2 separate regions of the Homo sapiens genome follow, and region 1 is linked to region 2. A link is an interaction called in ENCODE POLR2A ChIA-PET data of the cell type or tissue named here. Cell type or tissue: HepG2. All regions are shown on one strand. Each heading gives the region's core, and the rest is flanking DNA. Links, peaks and the distances in the headings are about the cores only.

What was found. ChIA-PET counts read pairs that join two places held together with the same protein. Peaks named below come from ENCODE experiments on the same cell type or tissue, not always from the same donor. Only the 100,000 strongest peaks of a DNase experiment are listed, where the experiment ranks them.
Region 1: POLR2A ChIA-PET joins it to region 2 with 12 read pairs; 4 of 35 experiments call an interaction of 5 or more read pairs at or near these places.

Annotation. Positions count from the first base shown.
Region 1 is chr3:186,858,650-186,863,121 of GRCh38, forward strand. It overlaps ADIPOQ-AS1 (ADIPOQ antisense RNA 1), which reads right to left and starts at 2,719. Exons shown (of 4, transcript NR_046662.2): 1 at 2,584-2,719. RefSeq lists an enhancer at 2,231-2,525. In HepG2, for the core only: no CTCF peak of the experiment used is centred there; a DNase peak (open chromatin) is centred at 2,352.
Region 2 is chr3:187,039,819-187,044,145 of GRCh38, forward strand. ST6GAL1 (ST6 beta-galactoside alpha-2,6-sialyltransferase 1) reads left to right here. Exons shown (of 8, transcript NM_173216.2): 4 at 2,836-3,492. The coding sequence starts at 2,886. Among named protein-coding and RNA genes, the nearest start is that of RPL39L, 98 kb to the right of the region's middle. RefSeq lists an enhancer at 2,016-2,085. In HepG2, for the core only: no CTCF peak of the experiment used is centred there; DNase peaks (open chromatin) are centred at 273, 1,193, 1,683 and 2,163; H3K4me3 peaks cover 3,102 bases.

The DNA of each region.
Region 1 (4,472 bases), core at 196-4,195, 180 kb before region 2:
AGTGTGCATAAAGTTAATATTTTGCCACTTGCAGTAAACCGTAGAAGGCTTATAATCATATTAGTACCTCTATCCACTTTCTTTTATGTTGTAGTTGTCATATATATTACATCTATATACACTGAAACATTATAGGCAATGTTATGATTTTTGCATTCGTCAGTCATATATATATTTTAAAGAATTTAAGAGGAGAAAAATACATATTCAGATATTCATCATTTCCTTTGTTCTTTATTAATTTCTAATGTTCTGTGTTTCTCTCTGGTGTAATTTCTCCTCAACCTGAAAAACTTTATTGAGCATTTATTTTAAAGCAAGTCTGTTGATGATGAATTCTCTTAGTTTTTCTTCATCTGAGAATGCCTTCATCTTTTCTACATTCCTGAAATATATTTTTACTGGATATAGAATTCTCAGTTGACAGTTCTTTCTTCTAGCATTTTATTTTATTTAGTTTATTTTTTTCAGTGCATTAAAGATGTTTCTGTCTTCTGGGACCCATGGTGTGTGTGTATATATATATATATTTTTTTTTCTCTTTATCTCAAAGGCTCTATGGTTTCAGATGAGAAACCTGCAGTCATAGTTTTCCCTTATGTGTAATTTATAATTTTTTCTTCCAGCTGCTTTCAAGATGCTTTCTTTACCTCTGATTTTCAATAGTTTGATTATGATGTGTCTGGGTGTTTTCAACTTTCACCCATTTTAGGGTTCATTAAACTTCTTGAATCTATAAATATAGGTCTTTCAGCAAATTTAGGACATTTTCTGCAGACATTTTTTATTTTTATTTTTGAGATTTGAGTGTTGCTATGTTGCCCAGGCTGGTCTCAAACTTCTGGGCTCAAGTAATCCTCCTGCCTTGGCTTCCCAAAGTGCTGAGATTATAGGTCTGAGCCACTGGATTTTCTCACCCTCAGAACTGTGAGCCAACAAATTTCTGTTCTTTATAAATTGCCCAGTCTGTGGTATTCTGCTATAGCAGCACAAAATGGGCTAAGATACTGGGCCGACCAGATTCCTCCAGGAATACGAATTAGGATGGATGTAAAACATGCAGATTCAGGACTCATGGGTCCTTCTGCCCTGCAGTGTAGAACAAGAAGAGGCCCAGCTGTGAGAAAGGTAGAGGCTTTGAGAGAAACAGAATTGAAAGTCAGAGAGAGAGAGAGAGAGAGAGAGATCTTGGATGCTTTCTACTTTTTGGTTCAGTCCTTCCTGAGATTTAACTATATCCCAACCCACGGGGGCCGTAAGACACCAGTTCCTGTATTTTTATGCCATCTCTCCTTTTAATGTGAGTTAGCTTGTATTTATTTTATGTACATCTAGAAAGTACACAGGGGGCTGAGCGCAGTGGCTCATGCCTGTAATCCCAGCACTTTGGGAGACCAAGGTGGGCAGATCACTTGAGGTCAGGAGTTCGAGACCTGCCTGACCAACATGGTGAAACTAAAAATACAAAAATCAGCTGGTTGTGGTGGCGTGCACCTGTAATCCCAGCTACTTGAGAGGCTGAGGCAGGAGAATCACTTGACCTGGGAGACAGAAGTTGCAGTGAGCCAAGATAGTGCCACTGCACTTCGGCCTGGGCAACAGAGAAAGACTCTGCCTCAAAAAAACAAGTAAATAAAAATAAAAAGTACACAGGGTTGGAAATTAAACTGTGACTGTGCCCAGGCACCAAGCTCAGGCTCAGTTAGGAAGAAAACTTGGCAACAGGATAATAGAGTCAAGTCATTAGGCACCCATAAGATTACACCTAAAACCCTAGCTTCACTTACATGTATTTTATTAGCAATTAACCTCCTAGCTTAGAAATCCCTTGTGGACAGAGACTTTGTATTTCATCTTTGAATTCTTTACAAAGATCATTGATTTATTCAGTAAATATTTATTGTCTATTTTATACTGGGTACATCATAATCTTAAAAATAGAAATAATAATATAATTATCATTTTGAAGTAGCTGCTTGAAATACATTATTTTATTTACTCTTTACAACATCTTGTACATTAAATATCATTGACCCCATTGTTAGATAAGAAAACTGAAGCTTAGAGAAGATAATTAACTGGCTCAAAGCTGCAGCTAGTAAATTGTAGAGCAAAGATTCATAGCCAGAGCTGCCTGATACCAAAAGCTATGCTGTTATGAAAAATAAACCCCAATTTCATTGGACTTTTTTTCTTTATAGTTTCAAGACATTGGGGGATAGAGTTATACAACCTGTAGCCTTAATGTTAGCAATCCTGTAAATACCGGTAATGGAAGAACTTGCCTTTGTAAAATGAGTCATTCAATTTGTTATGTGGCAGAAAGTCCGGTTGTTTAAAGAAAATATGATGAAATGTCTCACTCATCTTTCACGTGGGCAAGTTCTGAGGACTGCACTGAGGTTCTTTGTAGTGTGGTGCTAGAAAATAAGGGCCTTCCAAAATAGTTTGTTCATGCCAGCTGAAATAGCTTAAGTCAATGCTCAACCTTTCTTTATCTAAAAAATTCTATAACTTAAGGCCAGGCACGGTGGCTCATGCCTGTAATCCCAGCACTTTGGGAGGCCGAGGCCAATGGATTACCTGAGATCAGGAGTTTGAGACCAGCCTGGGCAACATGGTGAAATCCCGTCTCTACTAAAAACACAAAAACTAGCCGGGCATGGTGGCTGGCGCCTGTAATCCCAGCTACTCAGGAGGCTGAGGCAGGAGAATCACTGGAACCTGGGAGGCGGAGGTTGCCGTGAGACAAGATAGTGCCATTGTACTCCAGCCTGGGCAACAGAGTGAGACTCCATCTCAAAACAAAACAAAACAAAACAAACAAAAAAAACTATAACTTAAAGATAGAATGTTATTTCCCTGGTATGATAAAGAATAACAAATTGTAAATAATATCCAACATTATAATTAATAGCAAAACACTAAATAAATCCCCATTAAAATTGGTACAAAACAAGGGTGCTTGCTTTCACCATTCTAACTTTAACAATGTTCTGGGAAATTCCGTTGATTTGTCCTCTTATCTTTGAACTTCCTCTTGTTTTATTTTATTCATGTTCTTATCACAGTCTTCCAAAAACAGGAATTCATGGAGAGTTTTGTGGGTTTTTCTAAATTTTGGTATATATATACATATATATAGCAAATATAGATAATGTATGTATAGCAAATATATTTATATATATATATATATATTACATATATATATATTTCCCAGACTGGGTTCTTGGCATGTTGTTCATTTCTTTTTTTTGTTGCTTTTCTGTAGTATACCTGGCTGATCCAGCTTGCTTGTGTTGAACGTGGGTCTTTCTAGACTTTGTTTGCTCTGATACAGTGAGCATGACTGCCATCTCTGATACTTGCATGTCTCACCTCCCAGCCACAGAGCAAGAGCTGAAATCTCATTTTCTTTCCACTTTTCTGAGACGGAGGGAAGAGAGAATAGAAGCAGACTCTGGGGATTGTGCAGCCTTTGTTGGGTAACCTGGCTTTTACTCTCTCTTCTAAAATGCTGTTAAATGTTTGGTACCACAAATTAACCCATCTCGTTGGCCATGCATCCTATTCCCATGGTGGAATACCTCTAGGTCCACAGGTTCCTAGTAACCCCTAGGAACCATCAGCTCTTCCACAGAGATCTTGAGATATGCTAGTTTGTACTCTGACAGGAGTCTGTACTCTGACAGGTTTTTTCTAGACTTTTCCTTGGGATACTTACTTACCTGTTGAGTCTTCTTTGCCCCAGGTTGAGGAGAACTCACAGGAATTTGTCCAATCCTCTTCTTTTTAGTATAGTCTTGGTGGGTGGGAGGCTACAGTGATATTAGAAGCCTTGCCATGCTCTGGCAGAATCTTTTGTTTCCTTCCTCAATAGCCATGTTTTGAAGTCTGTGACTTGTCATTACACCCTTTTCTTAATTTTGCTTCTGGTGAATTTTCAGGGGTGTTAATGTTTTTCTTTTTTGATGGTCATTTGAAAGAGCACACAGGTGAGACTGTATAAGATTTTTAAAAACAGTAATTTAGGTGGGATAGGCAGCTAACCTTGCTAGGTACTGAAAACATATTACAAAATCATAGCAGTTAAAACAGAGTATCCTGGCTCAGGCGCGGTGGCTCAAGCCTGTAATTTCAGCACTTAGGGAGGCCGAGGTGGGTGGATCACTTGAAGTCAGGAGTTCGAGACCAGCCTGGCCAACATGGTGAAACCCTGTCTCTACTAAAAACACAAAAATTAGCCGGGCTTGGTGGACATGCCTGTAGTCCCAGCTACTCAGGAGGCCGAGGCAGGACAATTGCTTGAACCTGGGAAGTGGAGGCTGCAGTGAGCTGAGAATGTGCTGCCGCACTCCAGCCTGAGCAACAGAGTGAGACTCTATTTCAAACCCCCACCGCGCCCCCCCAAAACAGAGTATCCCTAGCATAAGAATAGACAGACAGGTTAATGAAAGATAAGAGTGACCAGA
Region 2 (4,327 bases), core at 51-4,050:
AGCCTCAACCAAGGGTGGTGTCAAGGGACCACATGAGCCCTTATGTGAGATTTCAGATGAGTGCCCTGAGGCCATGACAGAGCACAGGCTGTGAAGGCTGAGGCTGTCTGATGGTTGCAAGACTGTCGCTAGACCCAGCTGTTTGGAGGAACTCTTCTTTCCTGGGAAACCACACCTTGGAGAGTAGGTACTGGGCAGCTGCTGCCTGAGCCTCCACTCCTGTGACAGTGAATCAGGCCCTTCCTGCCATCTTGTTTCATTCAGACATGTGAAAGTCAGGTTCTAAGTCCACTATTTCCAAATCACTCATGCAACTTTGAAAATTATTTGTATTTCCAAACCTCACTATACTCAGCTATAAATGGAGCTCATAAAATCTGCTGTGCTTATCTCACGGGAGTATAATAGGTCTGTAAAACCTTACCAATACGGAAAGTACCTGAGTGTTACCACTCAGTGCACAGCAGGGATGGCAGGTGCAGCACTGATGGTGAAGGTGGCTTGTCTGCGACTGTCTGACAGACGAAGTTGCCTCTCTAGTGACCTTGAGTCCGACTTGATCACACTGACTTCTCACTGTCCCTTATCACAGATGCATGTCCTTGGGTGGAAAGATGATGAACTTTTAGAGTCAGACAGACCTGGGCTGGAATTCTGGTTCTAGAACTGACTTGCTGTTGACATTGGAGAAACCCTATAACCTTGCTAAGTCTCAGTTTTTTCCATTTCCTAAAATAGGATTGTCAATATCTCTATCATAGTGTTGTAGTAAAGGTTCAATGAGATATTGCAAGGAAAGTGACTACCACGTAGTAGGCCCTCCTTAAATGCTACTTTCCTTCTTTTCTCTAGTTCTTCTTCAGTTGTCATATGGTCATGTGATTACCTGTGTTGGGTGTCTGCGGAAATTGAATTCCTTAGTTTCTGGTAATACAACAAGCTTCCACCCTTCACTTCATGATCTTCTATCTGAATTCTTCTTCCACTGTGTACATTTAATCATTTCCACAACTTCAGCAGCCCAAGATAGGAGCCCATCGTTCCCAGAGTCACTGGTTCCTGAGGTCTGGGATGGTGGAAGCACTGCTTTGGTTGGTACTGCCAATGGATTCCAGGAATGAGCTGGATGTCAGTTCATGGAGAATTCCCAGGGAAGAGCCTGGAGCTCAGGGCTGCTGAGTCATGGCTGTGGCTTCACACTGCTGTCTTCACTACCCGTATCACCTCCACATGGCCCCCAGGCTGAGCTGCTGCTCTCCTGTCTCTGTTCAGAATACCTTCTGTGCCTTTTTGCTTATCTAGTTCAAATCCAATGAATACCATGCTCTTGTTTTGCCCTCCCAACACTCTGCAAATCACATAGGGCAGAGATAATTATTCTGAAAAACTCAGGGGCAGAAATATTAAGTGACCTGCCCAAGGTCACCAAGAATGGGGATAAGAACCCAGGTTTTGTGAACACCCAGTCCAGTACTCCTACTACCTTTTCCTGATATCCTTAGGAGCGGGATCCATGGGAAGGGACCTCAGACCCCTAGTGGGTTAGCAAAACCCCGGAGGTGATTGCTTTGATTTATTATTGTAAATAAACCCAGTGATTGGGGAAAGAATGTAATGTTTTCCAAAAGATACAGACATTATTTGAGTTCAAAGTGCTTCCAGTTTCCATTCAGTTACACAATAAATTCTGAGAAAACAAAGTAGGTGTTTACTCAGAAATAAAGAGACTATTCAGTCTCTATTTGCTCAGTGAAATCTATTTTCCAGAGCTTCTTGCAGTTCTGTGCATGTTGTACTGGAAAGGACATGGGTTATGGAATCAAATCCACTTCGATTTGAACCTCAGTGCAACCATTTCCTCAGCTCTGTGAGCTTGGGCACTTCCCTTGACTTCTTAGAGCCTCAGGTTGCTAATCCATAAAATGGAGATTATAACACCTTTGAAGTGAACCCTGTACAGGTTAGGAGATGCCCTTCGTATTAGACTATGCTATGCGTGGTGCCCCCAGAGTTGTGTCTCATGGTGGCCCTGGTTATGGTGAAGTTAAGTGAAATAACATCTAGCGTGCTTAATGAATTTTTGTTTCCATTTCCTTAGTTGGCTACATGTCTGCTATCTTACCCAGAATTCCTAGCCTCTATCATGAGGTGAGTCAGCTTCCTGTCTCAGCAGTGCTCTTCTTGCAGGGCACTGCACAAAACTGTGGTGGAGATAACCCTCGATCTTCTCATGCAGGAGTCCAGCATCGCAGCCCTTAGAGAGATACATCAGAAATCTATGGCATCATCTATAACGAGAAGTCTTTTTCTGGCCATTTTGAAGGGGTGTTGGGCCACTTACTATTTTAGGAAGTTTAGGTCTGGTGATGTAAAACAGTCAGCCTGCTTTTTTTTATTCTATTTTTTTTTCAAGCATGCATGGCTTCATTTAACAAATGTTACAAGGCCCTAGGAACTGAGTGATTTGCAAGATGTGGTTTCTGACTTCAAGAAACTCAGAGTGCAGTCAGAGAGGTAGACCAAGGCAACCAGAAACTAATATTCAGCATAGAAAAAGTAATGATGGGAGGACATATAAAGTGTTCATGGCTCAAGAGGAAGAAGGGAGTGGAAGAGTGGAAGAGGAAGAGGGACTGCTGTCCACGTTCAAAGCCCAAATTGAGTCTGACTTTTGTCGAGAATTGCTTAACAGGCTGCAGAGGTGGCCAGGAGGTAGACCAGGGCTGGAATTCAAGTCACCTCATTTCAAATCTATTGCTCAGTCCATCGCTCCGCCTCATGCCACATTGGGTTTTTCTTTACATCATTTGTTTTTCCTTGTCTCACTTTTTTTAGGCTTGTTTTCCTGCTCAGAACAAAGTGACTTCCCTGAACACATCTTCATTATGATTCACACCAACCTGAAGAAAAAGTTCAGCTGCTGCGTCCTGGTCTTTCTTCTGTTTGCAGTCATCTGTGTGTGGAAGGAAAAGAAGAAAGGGAGTTACTATGATTCCTTTAAATTGCAAACCAAGGAATTCCAGGTGTTAAAGAGTCTGGGGAAATTGGCCATGGGGTCTGATTCCCAGTCTGTATCCTCAAGCAGCACCCAGGACCCCCACAGGGGCCGCCAGACCCTCGGCAGTCTCAGAGGCCTAGCCAAGGCCAAACCAGAGGCCTCCTTCCAGGTGTGGAACAAGGACAGCTCTTCCAAAAACCTTATCCCTAGGCTGCAAAAGATCTGGAAGAATTACCTAAGCATGAACAAGTACAAAGTGTCCTACAAGGGGCCAGGACCAGGCATCAAGTTCAGTGCAGAGGCCCTGCGCTGCCACCTCCGGGACCATGTGAATGTATCCATGGTAGAGGTCACAGATTTTCCCTTCAATACCTCTGAATGGGAGGGTTATCTGCCCAAGGAGAGCATTAGGACCAAGGCTGGGCCTTGGGGCAGGTGTGCTGTTGTGTCGTCAGCGGGATCTCTGAAGTCCTCCCAACTAGGCAGAGAAATCGGTATGTTCTGGGGTTGTTCTGTGAATGGCAGTGCTTATTGGGACTGGCTGGGCATATTGATGGTATGGGAGACAAGTGGCCCAAGTGTGGCTCAGCGGACCAGTGGAGTGGGCCCAGGGCAGTGTTTTTTTCAGAGTCACAAGTGACACAGAGGGAGTTGAACAGATGGCGCTCTAGGCCCCCGCATCTTTTATCAATTAGAAGAGCTTCATTATTGTTTCCTAATATTTTTAGTTGATATATAATAATTAGATATATTTATGGGGATATTTTGATACGTGTATTCAATGTGTAATGATCCAATCAGGGTAATTAGAATATCTATCACCTTGAACATTTATTGTTTCTTTGTGTTGGGAACAGAATAGTTTTATTTTCATCTGTTTTAAATATTGGAATTGTGTAGAAGATTTCATTTGAAAAAGAGAGTTCCGCTGCTACCAATAATCAAAAGCCTACAATTGACCTTTGAAAAGACTTGAAGCATAGATCTGCACATCATTTCCAGGTTCTGAAATTCTGTTGTTTTTCCTGATTAGTGGAGGACTCTATTGGCCTCAACAACCTGGGTAATTTTCAGCTTTTCTCTTTGAAAAGATTTAATTGGGTCAGTAATTCTTAACTGGGGGCTATGGACCAACTTCAGAGGGTCATGAATCCCTGCAATTGCGTGCAAAACTGTCTGTGGATTAGGTGTGTAGAATGTATGTGTATGCGTATAAGTGTGTCCGTGCATTTTTCCAGGAAGGGAGTTTGTAGACTGCAGTTTATTCTCTAAGGGATCTGTGACCCAAAAAAGTTTCAGAGTCACTGGTCACAACATATTAATTTGCTT